Regions from separate parts of the Homo sapiens genome. Here regions 1 and 3 are each linked to region 2. The links are chromatin contacts, found by Hi-C in ENCODE. All regions are on one chromosome and are shown on one strand. The core of a region is the stretch at or near the end of the contact, and the rest is flanking DNA. Distances in the headings are between cores, read along the strand shown.

Region 1 (3,052 bases), core at 490-2,989, 3.6 Mb before region 2:
CTTACCCTTTTCAAATGGCGTCCTCGGTAATTCCCACCAACACGCCTTGGGCCCACTGCCCCCACTCCCAGACAAGCTAAACTGCCCAGAGCTCTTGATGTTTTCTGTCCTGCTGTTTCCTTGCCTGGACGCCTGGTGAACTCAGCTGCGTCCATTCATGCAAATACCCTGACCCCATGAGGCTTCCCTTTGGGCCCTACACAGGGTGAATCTGTGAATCCCCCCCTTCCCTGGGCCACCTGGCCCTACGCTCAGGCCTCCCCACTGGACTGTGAGCAGCCTGAGGGCTGCTGGAACTGGGCCAACTCCTCCTCAAGGCTTGGTTGTGGTGCCCAGTGTGCAGGGACCCCGACAGACAAGGCGTGAGAGGCTGCATGAAATATACAAGAGACCGCGGTGCATCGCAGATGCTGATCTGTGTGTCTGTCCTGGGCTGTGAGCCCCTGAGGGGCAGAGACCCACTTCTCTGTATCTTGGAGTCCCTGCATCTTCTGACAGAAAGCAGGGGCTAAGAGATGCTGGTGAAAATGGACTTGAGTGGATGACTGGGGCTGTGAGGGTTGCTGGACACCGGGCATGCCTCGGCGGAGAGGTGGAGGGGACAGCGAGCGGCAGTCCCCCTGCCTGCGCGGTCGGATGTATGTTCACTCCTACAGAAACCACATCACCAAGGGGGCTCTGGGGTTGAAATTCCTGAAGGAAACCAGAGATTGTTTTACAAAAATACCCTTTCAAAAATAGCAGCTGTTTTTACTTTGCTTCTGAAAGGCGGCGGAGGGCAGCTTCCTGATTTGGAAAGACAAATGTTTGTGCAGCCTGGGGAGTGAGGGGCTGGGCGACGGGGGGCTCTGGCCAGGGGCCCAGGGGCCCCTTGTGTTTTGGGAGGAGTCCTAGGGGACCATGTAGGTGTGGACATCCGACTCAACGTGCAGCCCTGGCAGTGTGCGGTAACCAGTGACACGTAGAATACTTTTTAAAAAAGTCCTTTCTGACCACATCCTCTGACCCTCGCACCTGGAAACTGGAAGAGAAACAGGCCCCTTTTTAACTGTTAGGTTTCCCTGGTCAGAAATGACTCATCTCGTTCTTTCTGGAGACTTGGAAGTTAGAATGTATGGAAGGATGAATGAAGCGCTGCTGACTTTGGGGGCTCCTCGAGAGGGAATGCCATGGTCCCCAGAGAGTGACTTGGTTGGTGATAGGGCCATGTGGTTCCTCTCTCCTCAGTGAGGGAAGCCTCCTCCTCTCCCTCCCACTGGGTAGCCACATGGTTAAGAGAGCTCCAGGCTCTCACAAGCTGAGGTGTGAGTCCCAGTCCTATTACTTCCTAGCCGTGAGGTCTTGGTCAGGGATAACTTATGCCCCCGGCCTCATTTCCTTTATCTGTAAAGTGGAAATGACAAGCATCCTGGCCTGATAGGGTGCTTGCCAGGAGGACACAAACACAGGCCTGGAAATCGCTCATTTCACCTCCCAGCAGCCCTGTGGGATGGTTACTCTGATTTTCCCCATGGGGAGAATGAAGCTCAGAAGGTTATGCTGGAGAACCACTGTGGGGGGCTCCATTCGTCTCCGCAGCCCCAGGTCTTCACCGCCCTCCTGAAGCCAGCATGTGGCCCCTACGTCACAGGTGGGAATGGCAGCTCTGAGCAGCCCAGGACACACTTAGGGCTGTGTGTCCTGGCAAGGAGCTGGAAGGGAGCCCTCTCCTTGGCTGGGCTCTCCCACAGGCACGATTATGACCGCAGGTTCCGGGGCCTGCCCTTCCTTCCAGATGCGCAGGTGCCAGGCTCCACGTGGTCAGCGGCGCTCCTCCATGAGCAGGGGGCTGGAGTGGATACTTTTCCTTCTCTTTTCTGCCTCTTCCAAAGCTTCTGCCTCAGACTACACTATATTGTGGTTAGAAAAACAAAAACAATAAATGTCATTTAGAAAAAATAGCACTTGCTAAGCACTTTTGCTTTCTGTTTGTGTTTGGGACTCACAGAAGTCAGTTTGGCATGAGGCTGCTGGGACTTTGGTGGGGGCTTCAGGCCACCACGTGGTAGGTGGGAGCCCCTGGGCTGCAGAAGCTGGGTGCAGGGCTGGCAGAGGGCGGAAGGGGGCCTTCCCCATCATGGATACGATCTGCAGAGATCTGCAGGGATCGAGCCTGCAGGGACCGAGAGGCACCCATGCCTCAGCAGGGAGTCAGGCGGGAAGCTCAGCATTTGTGTCTGTAATCCAGCTCCTTCTCTCCACTGTTTTTCTGGAATTATTCCCACCTCCTCCACTTTGTCTTTAGGGACACTGCTTCATCTCATCCCCTACTTCTGTTGGGGCTACTAAGTATAAAACCTTAACTCCTTGGTCAGAGATTGGGACATTTGACCTAACTCTTTTGCTTCTGTGGATATTTTGACCCCAAAGTCATTTTGAATGTCAGCATTTTAACCAGAATTACCCAACAGTGATGAGTTTTCATCTAGAAAGTATCAGAATTCCAGCGGGGACCCCATTAAGCTGATGTAATCCCTCTATCAATTTTCTATACAGCGCAGTTAAGCCATTCCTGATGTTTCCATTTCCATTTTGCTGAAATTATTTTCATAGGGATCAATTTTTTTTTTTTTTGCATTTAGAATCTTACAGCAGAGATTTGCTTCTTAAATCACTTTTCGTCCATATCAAACTACTAATCGCAGCTTCTACCATCACGAGCGGCCACGGGTTCCATCCAGTACTGTTTTCCTGGGTGAAGTCATAATTGGTGTTGTTTGAGTTGATGCATAAGGAAATAGCAATTTCTGTAAGGCAGGGAGATGGCGGGGGAGAAAGAGTGGAGGAGGGGCAGAGAGAAGGAGCAGGCGTCCCAGAGGGGGACAGGGAGGAGGACAGAAGGGTCCCTGGGCAGAAATTGGGTGGCCACTGACTGGAAGGATGCAGGAGGAGGGAGCAAAGGTCAAAGTGCCCACTTGGCCACAGGATCATCGCATGGCACCATCCTGGTCAAAGACTGCCCTCCTCCCCCTGTTCTGGTTCAGGGCATACTAGCCGGCACCAATGGGGCGGT
Region 2 (3,133 bases), core at 96-2,595:
CCAGAATGCCAATACTGGTCTACTGAACCTAGACCTCATCTTTCCATTTCGTGACACAACTGCTTTCTTCTGAGCACAAAATGGAGCTGAGAGTCAAGACAATTACGCGATTACATTCAGATGACAAACTTTTTGGTCTTAGCATTTGATAGAAGAAAAAATATTTTATTAACATAAAACTTGCTGATGGGTATCCAAAGCCTCCACTTCATCACACACAGTGCAGACATGGCCTTTGAGTGCACACCAAGCTTAGTAACCTCCTTGCTCACTAAACTGTGGTGCTTCTCTTTTCACAAACATAAGCTGGGATCTTAGCAATTCCCCATCTGTCCACAGGTGAATATGTTATTTGAGAGAGGAGGCAGCTGCTACAACTCTTCATGGAAAACCAACATTGTAATTGCAAAAATAATTTGCAAATGATATTTCATGTGTTGCATTATTGCTTGTGATACTGATGGTTTATTAACCTACTTTCTTCTTATTTCTATGGGAAAACACAAAGACCTCATTTTTCCCTCAGATCACGTCAAAGTTAGGATGGATTTAAATGTACATTTATTTATTTATATACAGATATTCAGATAAGTTGGACAGCCACATCCCTACATTTTCTAAAATGACATAATGGGCATCAATAACAGGGTAAAATTGTGGCTCTGAGCCATCAGACAGAAACTGACGTTGCAGCCCAGCTGTGTGTACACAAACACTCAGGCTGATGAAGGAAGGCCACGGAATTCAAACCAGCACATCTTGCTGCTTTGCATTCAGCCTGCATCACCCGGGACAGAAAAACAGTGTGCTAATGAGAGAAAAAGTTGAACAACATAGAGTTCCTCTTTACAGGTTCCTAACATTATCTGGACAAACTGAGTGTTAGAGCTGGCCCGAGGGCTGATGGTGAGCAAGGGAACCGTCCAGGAGCAAATGAAACTGTCACGAAGGAAATGCCAGGCTCAGATAGACCCCACTCAGGAGGAAGGAAACCAGTGAGAAGGGAGGAAGGGGACCCCATCTCTGTTTCAGGACTTGGACTCATGGTTACTGTCCCTTGCTAAGAGCAATGTCCATTCTGTTCAGTCACGTGGGATGCAAACTCTAAACAAACCTTGATGAAGAGGAAAAGAGAATGCATTGGCTCAAGTACCTGAAAAGCCCAGGGCAGGGCTGGTTTCGGGCTTGGCTGGATTCAGAACCCAAGTGATTTCAGGAGTTCACTCCCTCCATGTTTTGCCTCTGATTCCTCTGCCTGGGATCCACCCAGAAGCACCTTCTGCAGTAAGATTGCTGGAGCTGTCCAGGTTCCCCATTCCATCCTCACAGCAACTCTAGCCAAAAGAGAGTTTCTCTTTTTCAGTGGTTTCCATTGAAACCATAGAACTGAGTCTCAGTAGCTCTGATTGGTCAGCTGTGGGCCACATGTTCATCCCTTAACCAATCACTATGGTCAGAGAGATATGGTATTCTCATTGGCCAGGCAGGGTCACATGCTCATCTCTGAAGCTGAGGTGGGGTCAGCCCCACATTGATCACTTGAACAGGGGAAGACTGAATCGTTATCAAAGAAGAGTTGAATTCTATCAAGGGGCCAGGAGTGTAGGACAGCAAACAAAAACAGGTAACCACCTCAGGTTAAAAAACTGCCTGAAGGGAGGGGTCACGGTTTACAGATGGCAAGGAAATCCTAGATACAATGCTAAATAGTGGCTTCATTAGTCATCATCCCACTTGTATCCATGCAGGCTAACAGATTCTGTCATGGATTAGGGCTCTGCTCTTACCAGCCATCATTCTGACCATGCCCACTGTTGAGGACTATGGCTCCCAAGTTGGTCTTGCCATGAGATTTTAAAAGCATGAAATTATCAAGGACAATTAGAATGAATTTGTCTTCATCATCAGCCAGTCAGAAGTTTTGAGAACTAATAATGCTTAAAATCTATAGTGATCGCCTTTAATTATTCTTTCAGCCTGTAAGTTTTCACGTTTTCTTGGCTGACTTTTAATAATGAAACCTGCTGACTTTTAATAGTGAAACCACTGTTCTGACTCATTATTTATATCAGGTGTGTTTCCAATGTGAACTTATAAAGTGGTAGACATTTCTTGGTTATTTTATGTTTTGTTAAAAGTATCAGGGATCATTATGTCTAAGTTTGTTAATTACGTTGATACTTCTCCCAAGGGTTCCATTACTCTCAATGTCAGACAACTGGGAGAAGTTGTTCTGAAAGTCATAGACAGCAGACAAGAGCCTTTTAACTGATGTATTCATTTCTTTAAGAGGCCATGAACTGGCAGTGTCTTCTCTCTGGAATCTCTGTTAGTCATTCCTACTGACTCATAGCAATTCGCTCTCTGAGCAGAAGTTCCCATGAGAGAAGACCCCACTAGATGGTGATGTCAACTGATGGAAGAATTTTGGATGATGTTTACAAAGCAAGGAGGTCTTGTGAGTCTCACCAGCAGGCCAGTGTCAAGTGGAAGAGGCCAGGCCTGGCTGTTGGCCATAGGCTTGGCTGGAATTGGCAAAGGTGCCATTTTAACTTCCACACCCTGCTCATGGCTACCCACTCTACTCCTAACCAAGCTATTTATACCACAAATGCCTGACTACAGATATGGGGACATAAGTGAATGAGAGAGAAAAAGAACGAGAATGGGAAGCATTTTCCCACTTGTGCCATTACAACTGGTCAGGTCCCCAAGCATTCACTTGTTGTCTTCTCTGAGTCTGACAGCCACTCTATGAGTTAGATAGGGCAGGTATTGCTGCCATTTTACAGATGAGGCTTGTCCAGGATCACACAGCCATCTTGGATCCACTACCCAGTAGAGCCTGTGGAATCCATCTCAAAGGGATTAAAAGGATTGAAAATCTGCCCTGCAGATACTGATCAGTCAAGACTTTCTGCATGTTCAGGACAGCTACTGTTCTTTCCTCTCACTATTTCAAATAGCTCAGTCTCAAACTCTAGGCTGATTTGAAGCCCTTGCCTCTTCTCTCTCCCAAAGAGTCAAAAGATATAGTAGCCAGGGAGCCCTTGAACATGCTCCTCCCAACAGCAGCCCGGAGTTCATGCAAGTGAAAGGCTTTGTGAAGACATCAGCCACCCTCTAGCAGATT
Region 3 (3,423 bases), core at 187-2,686, 4.5 Mb before region 2:
CACAAAGCATTGAGTCTCTGGCTCTGCTGGGGTTAGGATTTGGGATGTGGCTTGGTAGAGGGGTGGCTGCCTGTGCCTAGCCATCGCCATGTTAACAGAAGCTGTGATGTAGGGGCTCATAGCTCACATCCCTCAGCCAAGAGCCACTGGTCACTCAGACGTTGTCCTGGGTGTTAGGACATCAGCCTGAGCATTAGAGGGAGTTCACCATCAAGAAGATGACGGCTTTTTTTTTTTGGCTAGAGTGCCATGGCACAATCAGGGCTCACTGTAACCTCTGCCTTCTGGGCTCAAGCGATCCTCCCACCTCAGCCACCTGGGTAGCTGGGATTACAGGCGCATGCCACCAAGCCAGGCTAATTTTTGTATTTTTCTTAGGACAGGGTTTCGCCATGTTGCCCAGGCTGGTCTCAAGCTATCCTAGGCTCAAGCTATCCGCCCACCTCAGCCTCCCAAAGTGTTGGGATTATAGGTGAGAGTCACCACACCCAGCCGATGATGGCATTTTTCTGATAGACTGGAAAGCCAGCTGAATGAAATAGCTAGAAGAGGACAGTGACCCTCAGCTTCTTCATATGGAGCACGAATGGATGTAAATTTAGTGGGATTTCTTTTCCACTGGGGCTGGCCACAAGAGCTGGCAGTGTGCTCCTACAGTGAGTCCCTCCTCTAACTTTACCTCCCACTTTCTCCCTCCGGCCCCCTTAGCTCTCAGCTCAGAGACCCACAAAAACAAATCCTGGGGAGCTGACTGCGCAGGATGTGGACTTGGTATTTCCCTGATACTGGCATTTGTTAGCCGGATCCTGCCTCTTCCCTTCGCCACCTCGCCTTCCCCAAAGCCCCTGCGGGCTTTGCTCTTCCTTCCCTTTATTTTGCTGAAGTTGACAGTCAGGTATGAGCTGCATTAAAATGTTGACTCATCCTTGGGTTGTTTTCAATTTTTTAAAAAGTGCACATTGAGAAAAGCACAGATTCATGTGTGCAGCACAGGAAATCATCACAAAGAGAACAAGGCTCTTGTTGGGGGCATTTGAGTTCAAGCAGAGTGCCCCAGTTGCAAGACTTCCATTTGGATCTGATGATGGCTGGACCTCCCTGGAAAGACTGGAACCTGAAGAGCCCAGTCAAAGAACAGTCTGTCAAGCAGCCCCTCCGCAACCACAGTTTTTGTGCAGAGTGGTTTGGGGAGCCCATGGAATGGGGACAGTACGATGTATTTTCTAGTGGCAAACATTTCATCATCAAGTGAGAGTTTCTTTGCTGGGCATTTCCTGTTCTGTGTGAAACAGTTGTGGTTACCTGTGGGTGTGTTTCAGATAATCATTAGAGCATATTCTCTGCTCGTTAAGCAGTAAAACCAGTGAGGTGGGGAAGCTTGTGAAACTGAAATCCCAAATATGCAAAACTTGGCAAGAAAGTAGAGAAGAGCCAGACCAGCTCTGAGCTAAGTCACCAAACCAGAAAGGTTTCATTCTTTGTCTTTTCTTCCTCTGTCTTTAACCACAAGCCTTGGGCTGAATCCCCACATCTCACTACACAGTCAGGGAAGCAGGGTCAAGGCTGACTGGGGACACTGGCGTGGCGGGAATGGGTGAAGTCTCCTGGGTGGATAGTCACCTCTCTGCCTTTTTTGAAACTAAACTTCTCTGATTTTTATTTCAAGTTGTCCTGAAGAACATGATTCTAAAACAGATTCAGAGCACGCACTCTGACTATAAATAGAACATAAGGCAAACTTGGACAATGGATTGTGGCACTTTTTTTTCATGTACCTGAAATTCTTAGAGTTGGGGCTCTCTTCCCTTGAGAAGTAGAACTGCTATTCTTCGGAGACCGATGGGTGACCTCAGCATTGTCCTCACCAAGAACGCTGTTTCCCCAGGGATTGCACCCCTCCCACCACAGTTATTTTTCTCTGAAGGCCTGAGTTTGGAAGAAGTACTTGCCTGTTCCCGTAATTATGGAAACCGGAAGGTAACTTACCTGTTTGTGCCTGGCCTAATTCAGATTAGAAAAAGATCAATCCATTGTTGTCTAATGGACAGGGGACAAATGATGAAGAAAACAGAAATAGCCCATAAAATGATAGGGATGTCCCGGCTCCCAGGCAAACTCTGGTGAAAACCGAGGAGACTATGGTGTTCCCTGAGGTATTCACCATCTAACTGTCTTCCACACCATATATATAAGCTGTTTATAAATTCTTTGTCCTGGCCAAAAATACAAAACCTACTGGCAGTGATTTATTTTTTTAATGCATTTTAAATAACTGGATTCCTATGTGGAATTGGAGTTGGATAATTAAATTACGATGGCCTCTAAAGTTGGGGTGCGGGGGGTTGAGGGCTTCAGCAGAGAGCACCCCTGGAAGGTGGCACTGCAGCCTGGGGGTGGGGGAAAACCGTGCCTGATGGAGTTGCTGCAGGGGTCCCTACACGGGGTGTCCACCCTTCTTGCCCAGACACCCTGTGGCTTTGAGAATCGCTGTGACATAGCCACGGGAGAGCTGTGTCTGCTTAATGCTTTTGTTTACTTTGGAAGTTTGTCCTACATGAATGAATTCGCAAAACTTACATTCCCCGTAAAGCTGTCACTGAGAGAAAACACAGCAATAACTCAGGTGATGTAGTTAAACCACCATTGAGTTTGCGCCATCCATGAGCTGATAAATCGTACAGCTTCATTTGGTAGGAATCAGCAATTTTATGTGGCAATTAATTTTTACTACTGTAGGGGAGCCAGAGGATGAGCATTTTACTTCGGTTTTGTGTGTGTTGAGAGAAACTTAACGGTTTTGCCACAGCAAGAAAGGATCGTGCATGAGGCCTTTCGCACGAGTCGACGTGTTTGGGTGTTATCCTGGGGTGTCCTTGCCAGCTTTTGTTGGTTCCTCACGTGGGCAGAAGAGTGAATGCTCAGTCCCCATCGGGGTGCCACAGGCCTCATGACGTGTGGGGTAAAACACGTATGTGGCTTGCGGAGAAATAAATTCTCCGTATTTCTTAAGTATGATGTTTTTCCCCACCAGACCGATTCGCCCATGCTGTTTCCACATCAGAGATGAAGATGTGCGCAGAGTAACACGTAATTAGCTTTCCAGATTGCTTCGTAGAAGGATAATGTGATAATTTTCCCATTGTTCGTTTTTGGTTCCACCAATGATGGCCATTTAGCACAGCACACAGTTGCGGCTGAGGTCCAGCTCGAGGCTGGCCGAGGCTGTGCACAGCTGCCCAGGGCCCTGCCTCGCTGCTGGGGAGCTGTCCTTTCTTTGGCTGAGCTCTCTTCCTGTGGAGGCCCAGCCTGCTCACTGGAACGCCAGAAAGATCATCTGAGCATAGTTGTCTGTTCAGCCAGCCTCTCTTGGGGCCATTAGGAAAACGGGTGCACAGCAGATGTTGTTCCTTGGGTGCCCTCAGT

The links. Hi-C counts contacts between places; a loop is a spot of excess contacts on that map. Pooled maps may share reads with other maps.
Region 1: a map with no recorded cell type shows a loop between it and region 2 (22-fold over the local background). The contact joins the enhancer-like site here to the promoter of LINC02930 in region 2. A Hi-C loop is called at or near these places in 5 of 37 single-sample maps with no recorded cell type and 2 of 50 pooled maps.
Region 3: a loop to region 2 is called in a pooled map, with 21 times the contacts of the local background. The contact joins the enhancer-like site here to the promoter of LINC02930 in region 2. A Hi-C loop is called at or near these places in 6 of 37 single-sample maps with no recorded cell type and 3 of 50 pooled maps.

Annotation. Positions count from the first base shown.
Region 1 is chr10:124,219,743-124,222,794 of GRCh38, reverse strand. No RefSeq gene overlaps it. Among named protein-coding and RNA genes, the nearest start is that of CHST15, 130 kb to the right of the region's middle. RefSeq lists enhancers at 1,023-1,202, 1,213-1,312. Within about 2 kb of position 1,739, at least 6 of the 41 ENCODE cell types and tissues checked have a DNase peak (open chromatin) inside an H3K27ac peak, as active enhancers do.
Region 2 is chr10:120,606,794-120,609,926 of GRCh38, reverse strand. It overlaps LINC02930 (long intergenic non-protein coding RNA 2930), which reads right to left and starts at 1,345. Exons shown (of 5, transcript XR_002957103.2): 1 at 1,154-1,345.
Region 3 is chr10:125,062,889-125,066,311 of GRCh38, reverse strand. The region is part of intron 2 of CTBP2 (C-terminal binding protein 2); the gene reads left to right. Among named protein-coding and RNA genes, the nearest start is that of MIR4296, 32 kb to the right of the region's middle. RefSeq lists an enhancer at 2,732-3,329. Within about 2 kb of position 1,436, at least 15 of the 41 ENCODE cell types and tissues checked have a DNase peak (open chromatin) inside an H3K27ac peak, as active enhancers do.